Linked DNA regions of Homo sapiens: region 1 is linked to region 2. The links are chromatin contacts, found by Hi-C or POLR2A ChIA-PET in ENCODE. All regions are on one chromosome and are shown on one strand. Each heading gives the region's core, a stretch centred on a gene start or an enhancer-like site at or near the end of the contact. The rest is flanking DNA. Distances are from core to core; before and after follow the strand shown.

What was found. Hi-C counts contacts between places; a loop is a spot of excess contacts on that map. ChIA-PET counts read pairs that join two places held with the same protein, here RNA polymerase II (POLR2A). Pooled maps may share reads with other maps.
Region 1: a loop to region 2 is called in a pooled map, with 2.9 times the contacts of the local background. The contact joins the promoter of C1D here to the enhancer-like site in region 2. A Hi-C loop is called at or near these places in 5 of 50 pooled maps. POLR2A ChIA-PET finds 5 or more read pairs at or near these places in 2 of 52 experiments (PC-9 and activated T-cell).

What each region holds. Positions count from the first base shown.
Region 1 is chr2:68,060,020-68,064,619 of GRCh38, reverse strand. It overlaps C1D (C1D nuclear receptor corepressor), which reads left to right and starts at 1,616. Exons shown (of 5, transcript NM_173177.3): 1 at 1,616-1,662. RefSeq lists enhancers at 1,265-1,765, 1,518-1,927, 849-2,048.
Region 2 is chr2:68,201,341-68,206,177 of GRCh38, reverse strand. The region is part of intron 2 of PPP3R1 (protein phosphatase 3 regulatory subunit B, alpha); the gene reads left to right. Among named protein-coding and RNA genes, the nearest start is that of PNO1, 46 kb to the right of the region's middle. RefSeq lists an enhancer at 110-610. Within about 2 kb of position 2,482, at least 4 of the 41 ENCODE cell types and tissues checked have a DNase peak (open chromatin) inside an H3K27ac peak, as active enhancers do.

The sequences.
Region 1 (4,600 bases), core at 367-2,866, 140 kb after region 2:
GGTGTCACCATCGGAGGCTGCAGAACAGCAAATATTGCAGAATGGCAAATATTGCTGCCTGATCCTTCCTCTGGAAGCTTCATCTCAGAGGGGCACCCAGCTGTATGAGGTGTCAGTTGGCCCCTGCTGGGAGGTGTCTCCCAGTTAGGCTACTCGGGGGTCAGGGACCCACTTGAGGAGACAGTCTGTCCGTTCTCAGATCTCAAACTCCGTGCTGGGAGAAGCACTACTCTCTTCAAAGCTGTCAGACGGACATTTAAGTCTGCAGAACTTTCTGCTGCCTTTTGTTCAGCTATGCCTTGCCCCCAGAGGTGGGGTCTACAGAGGCAGGCAGGCCTCCTTGAGCTGCGATGGGCTCCACCCAGTTCAAGCTTCCTGGCCACTTTGTTTATCTACTTAAGCCTCAGCAATGGCAGACGCCCCTCCCCCAGCCTCGCTGCTGCCTTGCAGTTTGATCTCAGACTGCTGTGGTAGCAGTGAGCCAGGCTCCGTGGGCGTGGGACCCTCTGAGCCAGTCACGGGATATAATCTTCTGGTGTGCCGTTTGCTAAGACCGTTGGAAAAGCACAGTATTAGGATGGGAGTGTCCCAATTTTCCAGGTACCGTCTATCATGGCTTCCCTTTGCTAAGAAAGGGAATTCCCTGATCCCTTGTGCTTCCCGGGTGAGGTCATGCCTCGCCCTGCTCTGTGGGCTGCACCCAGTGTCTGAGAAGCCCCAGTGAGATGAACCCGGTACCTCAGTTGGAAATGCAGAAATCACCCATCTTCTGCGTTGCTCATGCTGGGAGCTGTAGACTGGAGCTGTTCCTATTCGGCCACTTTGGAACCTCCCCCAAAACTTTAAATATTACATACATGGTGCTTGTTCAAAATGCTTTTACATGCATTTAATATACGGACAACTGTTTCATGCATAACTTTTTATCAAATTACAGCCGTGGAATGACAAGTTACAAATGTTAAGACAATGCTCAATCGCTTATACTACACTTTCAATGAACAGTATGTACAGTTTCTGTTAATGCCTTTATTTTCTATTATGTTTGTTCTGATTGCATACATTGAAATGCAATTTTACATTTATTTGAAACTAATAAAAAATTTGGGCTTGTATTTTGCACATATTTTCCCCATTTTTCTACTAATTCATTTTTACTGTATTTTATAGAAGTACCTTTTACTGACAGATTGGAAAAATAAAGAACCCATTCTTCCCCACGGATAATCTAATAAAGAACCTGTTCTTCCCCACGGATAATCTGGGAAGCTGCTCTAAGAGGCTCATCTAGAGGCAGACAATAAAAGGGTAGAAAGAATGAGGGCCCTGAAAAAAGCTTCTGGGAAAGTAAAAACCCGAACAAAGTTTCGATAACTAAGATTTTTTTCCTGGTTAAATACACTCAACCTGTATTTGGGGTGAGTGTTAGCCGGGTACAAAGGTAGACAAAAGTTCCGAGTGCCGCCGCAATCGTCTCCCACAACATGGGTCTGAGCTACTCAAAATGAGATTTGCCTTTGGAGAAGAGTTAAGGAGCAGGGGGCGTGGCGAGCAGCGTGAGATCATCGGGAAGCGCCGCTCGTGGCGGGGGCAGAGCCGGCGCGTCATTGTCGTCATCGTTGCCCGACCGCTTTCCGGGAGACTGGAGTCGAAGGCCGTGAGGTATTTTTCTAAGGTGTAGTTTCAGTTTTTCTCCTGCTCCTGTTTAACTCCGCTTTTCCTCTCCTGGGATTCCCCTGTCATCCTCTGGGCAGACTGAGAAAATCGGAGTTTGGCTGCGTAGCCTTCCAGGAATGCAGTCTCTCACAGCTCTTCGTTGGGGCAGCATTGTTGGCAGGTCCCCCACTTCCGCTTGTTTTGGGGCTGCTTGCAGGCTTTGGCTTACCCCGGCCCCTCATTTCTCTCTTTTGCTCCGGTCTCTCTCTTTTTCTTCGTTTGTTAACCACCCCCTTCTCAAATCTTGGAAGACGAAGAAATTAAAAACAAAAATCAAAAAACATTGAAGTCTTCACAATTTTCAGCTGTTTTCAATCTTGCTTAGGGAGAGAGGCTAAAGTGGAACGTCTAGGGGAGTAACTTTACTGTGTTAGCTCCGTTTATCATTCACATTCACAGACTGCCTGCTGCTGCAGTATTAGCTCATCTGAGATAGTGGGCTAATTTCGACCTTTAGCTGAAATCTGTAGTGGGTAATCCAAGAGAGCAGTTTTTCTTGATGACCCGGATAAGTTCAGTGTAACTCAAACTTGTTTCAAAATAGCTTTAATGTCCTCAATGTTTGCTGACTACAGTTCAGTTTTGGCTTGATAAAGATGTATTTGTCGCAATGAGATGTTTGCTATCCACTTATTAACCTATTAGGACTGTCTGATGGTGGACTGAACCAAGACTTAACCGTGATTTTTTAAAAAATTAAATTTAAAAATTTTGTGGGTACATAGGTGTATATATTTATGGGGTACACGAGATGTTTTGATACAGGCATGCAATATGTAAGAATCACATGGAAAATGGGGTATCCATCCCTTCAGGCACTTATCCTTTGTGTTACAAACAATCCAGTTATACTTTTAGTTATTTAACTCTGTATTTTTGATTCAAAAACAACAGATTAGCCCTATTGAAGTACAGAGAAATGTTTGTGTTTGGTGGAAATGATAGAACTCATTGTTTTGTTGAAAGATAGTGACAAGTGTGAATAACGGTTTTTCAAAATAAAATTCTCAGTCAAAAGATACTACAGCTGCCTTCAGTTAGCTGTGTTGTATGTATCACAGTTCAAAAGTAATGTAATTTTTTTCTTAACTGCTTTTACCTTTTCAAATGGCTCTTCATATGTATTATCTCAGCTACTGTTTCCAAAGTTGACCCTTCAAGCATGGCTCTAAATAGTTCACATTGGATTAGAGTATTTGGTAATTTTCACTTTTAGTAAAATACTATCTAATGTATTGAGTGCTAACTGAGCCAGGCCCCGTTCTAATGGCTTTTATCTAGTTTATTTAATCTGTGCAACAACACTATATACTCTTATTTCAGAAATAAGATAATTGTAATAATCAACTTCCATATGTTTTGGAAGGTAATTTTGCTGCTTGATTGCTGTAATTTTGGAAATGCTTTGAATTAAACTTTGAATAGAAGTGAATTTAATTTAATGTAATTGTTCATCTCAATCTTGAGCAATATCCTCGTAATTTATATACTCTCCTATTAGACTTTGGGATAAATTTATTTTTAGATGTTAATATATTTTTTAGAAAAGGAAGAAGTCTATATTTACTCAGGAATTGTACTGTGGGACTGAAGGAGAGTTACAGACAACACTAACATGGAGTCACTGTTTGCCCAAGACAGCAATATTTATTGAGAACTTGTGTGTACATTTCATTGTTATTTTCTCCTAAGATAATGCAGTGCGAAAAAGTCATTACAGTAATTCATTACAGTAATAGAATTCTGGTGCAACAACAGCAAATGGCTCTCAAATTCCAAAAAACAATCATGTTGGATTTGTTCTTTGGCTTAGTTCATAACTGTGTATAATTATTTGGTGTAGAGATGGGAAGAGCCCTGGAATGTACATTATCGTATGTTTGTTTGGATCCATGTGGTGACTTTCTAGTATCTGTAAGCTCAAACTGTAATCTGATATTAAGAGTTTCCAAAATTACGTCTTAGGTTACTTTGATTGGTTTTAGTTAGTAAACAAATAGTTGCTAACTAACTAATACATGACAAGACATTATGTTAGTGATGTGGAGTTCAAAATGTGCCTCGACATGAATCTTCCCTTGAGCAATAGCCCAGTGAGTAAATAACCAATGGAAAGGTAGGAGGAGAGGAGTGACATGATCTGACTTAGGTTTGTTTTATTTTATTTTATTTTACTTTATTGTCTTTTGTTTTCTTTTGTTTCCTTTCCTGCCCTGCTCTGCCCTTGCCCGCCCTGCCCCACCCCATCTCGCCCCTCTTTTCTTTTGGAGTCTCACTCTGTTGCTCAGGCTGGAGTGCAGTGGCACAATCTCGGCTCACTGCAACCTCCGCCTCCTGGGTTCCAACGATTCTCCTGCCTCAGCCTCCGGAGTAGCTGGGATTACAGGCACCCGTCGCCATGCCCAGCTAATTTTTTGTGTTTTTAGTAGAGTTAGGGTTTCACCATGTTGGCCAGGCTGGTCTCGAACCCCTGACCTCAGGTGATCCGCCTGTCTCAGCCTTCTAAAGTGCTGGGATTACAGGCGTCAGTCACTGCGCCCAGCCTGACTCACGTTTTAATAGAATCTTCTCTGGCTGCTGTGTTTAAGAATAGTTTGCTGTGGGGTGGGGTAGGTGAAAACCAGGAGACTAATCACGGAGGTGTTGTAGTTCAGATGAGATGATAACATCTTAACTGGCTGGAAAGAAGTGAAGGTGGAGAAGCAGTTTAATTTTAGATGTATTTTCTAGGAAAAGCAAACAGAATTGCTTACAGATTGAAAGTGAATTGTAAGAATAAGGTTATTGTCAAAGTTTGGGGCTTGAGCAACTAGAAGAAGGGAATTGCCATTAACTGAGAAGTAGAAAACTGTGGGAGGGGCAGGTTTGTGGGAAGATTCGGAGT
Region 2 (4,837 bases), core at 1,233-3,732:
ATCCTGCATGTACCTGGAAGTTTCTCTCTGTTCTTTCACGTATTTGAACCTTTTAAGAGCCGCCGGGCGCGGTGGCTCACGCCTGTAATCCCAGCACTTTGGGAGGCCGAGGCGGGCGGATCACCTGAGGTCCGGAGTTCAAGACCAGCCTGACCAACATGGAGAAACCCCGTCTCTACTAAAAATACAAAATTAGCCGAGTGTGGTGGCGCATCCCTAAATCCCAGCTACTCAGGTGGCTGAGGCAGGAGAATGGCTTGAACCCAGGAGGTGGAGGTTGCTGTGAGCCGAGATCGCGCCATTGCACTCCAGCCTGGGCAACAAGAGCGAAACCCCCTCTCAAAAAAAAAAGAAGAGCCTACACAATCACCTTTATTTCCTTATTTCTGCTAATTTCTTGGTCTACTGCAATCTGGCTTTCGGCTGCTATAACTCCACGGACACTGCTATCAAGGTCATCTTCATTTTATCAACACATTGTCTAATTGCCACATCTGGATTGATTTAAAAAATCTACAAAATCACTTGTGACCTTTGGGGAAATTTGAACACTGATTATTTGATACCAAATAATTAATTTTTAGGTGTGATAATGTTATGATGTGTTAAAGAGTTTTTATCTTTTAGAGATAATACTGTTTAGGCTAGGTGCAGTGGCTCACCCCTGTAATCCCAGCACTTTGGGAGGCCGAGGTGGGTGGATCACCTGAGTTCGAGACCAGCCTGACTGACATGGTGAAACCCCATCTCTACTAAAAATGTAAAAAGTTAGCAGGGCATGGTGGTGCATGCCTGTAAACCCAGCTACTTGGGAGGCTGAGGCAGGAGAATTGCTTGAACCCGGGAGGCAGAGGTGGCAGTGAGCTGAGATTGCGCCATTGCACTGCAGCCTGGGCAACGAGTGAAACGCCGTTTCAAAAAAAAAAAAAAAAAAAGATAATACTGATTACTTACAAGGAAATGATATGTCTGGGATTTGCTCTGAAATAACTGGGGTGGGATATAGATAACATTTTTCTTATGTTTAATGGTTGAAACTGGATGATGAGCATATAGAATTCATTATACTCTTTTTTCAAACTTTGTGTGTGTTTGAAATTTTCTATTATTGAAAAGTTGGGGCTTTTTAAATAAATGGAAAAGGGGAGAAGGAAGTAACCAAGAATAAAATCAATAAGAAATAATTATTTAATTACAATTCAGAATGGCATGCAGACTGTAAACTTTAATAATAAGTGGCTGTTCAAACTAATTTTCACCAGTAAAAGAATTGGGACTTTGACAGTGGAAGCATAATGCCTGGCATAAAGCAGATGCTGAGTAAATAATTGGTTGACTGAATTAGCTAGCAAGAGCTCAGAGCTGGATTACATAGACAACTCGTTGGATAATTTTAAAGGCTGTATACCTTTGGGAAAACCTGGTAGTTACTAGTCACCCCATTTGTTTTCATAAATAATAACAATCCATAATGGTATGGTGCTTACCATGTCCCAGGAATTATTCTAAGCGTTTTACATACATTAATTCTTTTAATTCTCATATTAGCCTCAGGAGAGGGGCACAATTACTTTCCCCATTGTACAGATGAGGAAATAGAAGCAAAGAGACTTTAAATAACTGGCTTAAGTCACACAGCAGGTGAAGTAACAAAGCCATGATTTGATCTTAGGCCATCATGTTTCATAGTCAATATTTTTAATCATAGTATTATATAGTCTGTCTTCAGTAAATCTTACAAAATTAATGTTATAATTGTCTACATGAATAATTCTAGGCAAGACTAGATTTGTCTAAGACATAGGTATTCTGATATATATATATCAGAATATATATATATAGTGTGTGTGTGTATATATATGTATATGTCATTCAATTCAGTGTTGGATTTTTATTGAATTTATTCTAGGCCGTTGTGACTTTATTTCTGTCTGTTGGCTAACCTCTCTGGACTAGGAAATGTATACTCTGTTGAGGTGATTTGCTCAAAGTGGAAGCCTTAGTTCTAACTTGGCATGATAACTTTGGAAAAGTGACTGAGTGCAAGATACTACCTTAGATAATTTAAGCAGAAGACTAGATTGGGGCACAATTGAAAGTAAGAGTGGAAAATCAGATTCAGCTAATTTTTGATAAAGCCAGTGTAATTCTGAGTGGTTTAGATAAAATTAGTAAACACAAGGGCTGTTTTGTAGACTAAATGTAGGTGAAAGATTAAATCTTTTATCTAAAAAGATGTCTCATCTCTCTTTTGTTAGAAGGTCCCCTAAGAAGAGCTTGGCAGACTCTGAAGGAACCTCTCCTTTTGCATAATGAACTGCCAGTAGAAACCCTTCTAGCCGTTAGAACGCTGTTTCTGTTTTTAGTAAACAGTTTCACATTCAGGCAGTTTTGTTTCTGGTTTGAGTATTTACAGGTGATGTGAAAGTTTAAGGATAATAACTTTGCTGTTAATGTCTGCTCTTAATCACATTCGTCTCAGGGAGGTTTGCTGTTTTGAAAACAGTGTTTTCAGAGAAAAAGGTTATCTGTAGTTAATTTGATTTCCTCTTTCATTTCAGCATTTTTTTTTTTTTGAGACAGAGTTTCTTTCTTGTTGCCCAGGCTGGAGTGCAATGGCGCGATCTCGGCACACTGCAACCTCTGCCTCCTGGGTTCAAGCTATTCACCTGCCTCAGCCTCCCGAGTAGCTGGGATTACAAGCATGTGCCACCACACCTGGTTAATTTTGTATTTGTATTAGAGACAAGGTTTCACCATGTTGGTCAGGCTGGTGTTGAACTCCTGACCTCAGGTGATCCACCCGCCTTGGCCTCCCAAAGTGGTGGGATTACAGGTGTGAGCCACTGTGCCTGGCCCTAAAATGCCATTTATTGTTAAAACATTGTATGCCGTTAATTTTGAAATTGACTTGTGCAGTTGTTGCTTTACATTAACATCTTCATAAATTTATTATACAGTTAATGTTTCTTAGACAGTTTACCAGCTGTCATTTATCATTTACTTGGTAATTTAGTGATCTCAATTCTGATTTAATTCACCTAGTCACTGAGAATTACTTATGCTTTGCTTGCTCTCAGTAAAGCATTAGAATTAAGTAATGACGAGAAGAACAAAGGATTTTCTTAAGTATAGTACATGAACTTAAATAGTTTGGGTTACCTTGTTTTAGTGTTACAGACGGTTTTTAATAATCCCTGGATTCAAATTAGCCGGGTATGGTGGTGGGTGCCTGTAGTCCCAGCTACTCGGGAGGCTGAGGCAGGAGAATGGCGTGAACCTGGGAGGCGAAGCTTGCAGTGAGCTGAGATCATGCCACTGCACTCCAGCCTGGGCGACAGAGCGAGACTCCGTCTCAAAAAAAAAAAAAAAAAAAAAAAAAAAATTCCCTGAACTCTCTAGTATATATTAAATATTTCAAGTTTTTAAACAAGTAGTCTCAAGTAAAGGACTGGCCGGGCACAGTGGCTTACACCTGTAATCCCAGCACTTTGGGAGACCGAGGCAAGTGGATCACCTGAGGTCGGGAGTTCGTGACCAGCCTGGCCAACATGGTGAAACCTCGTCTCTACTAAAAATAGAAAAATTAGCCGGGCATGGTTGTGGGTGCCCGTAATCCCAGCTACTTGGAAGGCTGAGACAGGAGAATCACTTGAACCCAGGAGGCAGAGGTTGCAGTGAGCCGAGTCTGTGTCATTGCACTCCAGCGTGGGAGACAGAGCGAGACTCCATCTCAAAAAACAACAACAACAACAACAACAACAACAACAAAAAACGAAAAAAGAAAAGGAAGGACTGGCTTTATTTGCTTTATCCACACTGTCAAATTTTGGTATTGTGGCAGCACTAAGAAATTTGTAGTTTCGGTAATGAGGTTCATGACATATAGTAATCTCGTTATCTAGCACAAATTTGAGTAATTTGAAGAAATCAGTTACTTTAGCTAGTGAAAAAGTCTAGCTATCTGCGTAACAAAAATAAAACTTCTTGAATCTTTCTCAGAATGTTAGAGCAAAAGATAAAAGATATGGAAAAATGTGCAAGGAAAGAATGATTTGGAGAACACAGAGTGATAGCGTCTGACTGAAAGAAATTTCAGGAGCTGTATTAGATAACATAGAAGGGGAAATAATCAGTGAAATAAAAGGAGAAATTTCTCTTTCTTGAAAAATTGAATCTTTTGTTTAAAAGCATTCTGATTGCCAAGATTAGATGAAAGAACATCTATGTTTAGTTTCAACTTTTGTAATTTTAAAATTTCAAGAGTAAAAAAACCCTAAAAGCCTCCAGACATAGAAGTTGTTACCTAAAAAGAATAGGAGTCCGCTGGCATTGGACTTCTTCACAGCAGCAGTAGTTGGTAGAAGGCAGTGGAGTAATACATTCAAAGTTCGGAGTTTCTAATCCAGAATTTGATAACAGCCAAATGATCACTCAAATGTGAGAACAAAAAAAGACATTTTCAGAAATTTAAGGACTTGGGAAGGTTAACTTAAACGAGTTCTTGAATATGTACCTAGCAAAATGAAATAGAAGTTCAAGAAAGAGGATGAAATGAGACCCCAGAAACGGAATTCCTAACTAACACACCAGTGAAAATCTCAGGATAACAACTATGCCATAGGCCTAGAAAGCAGTTGGTTCAAATTAGAACGAAATGGCAGAGTTGTCTGTGAAGAATGTCTTCAAGAAGAAAGTAAAAGCCGTTATATGAATTATGTGGTGGAATTTTTTAATGTTAAGATAAAAGTCAACGAGAGAAAAAAAAGAAACTGGGGGATGCAGTATGACATTCTTGGCAGTAAACCACATTAAGCTTTGGAGGAGCCATACGTGT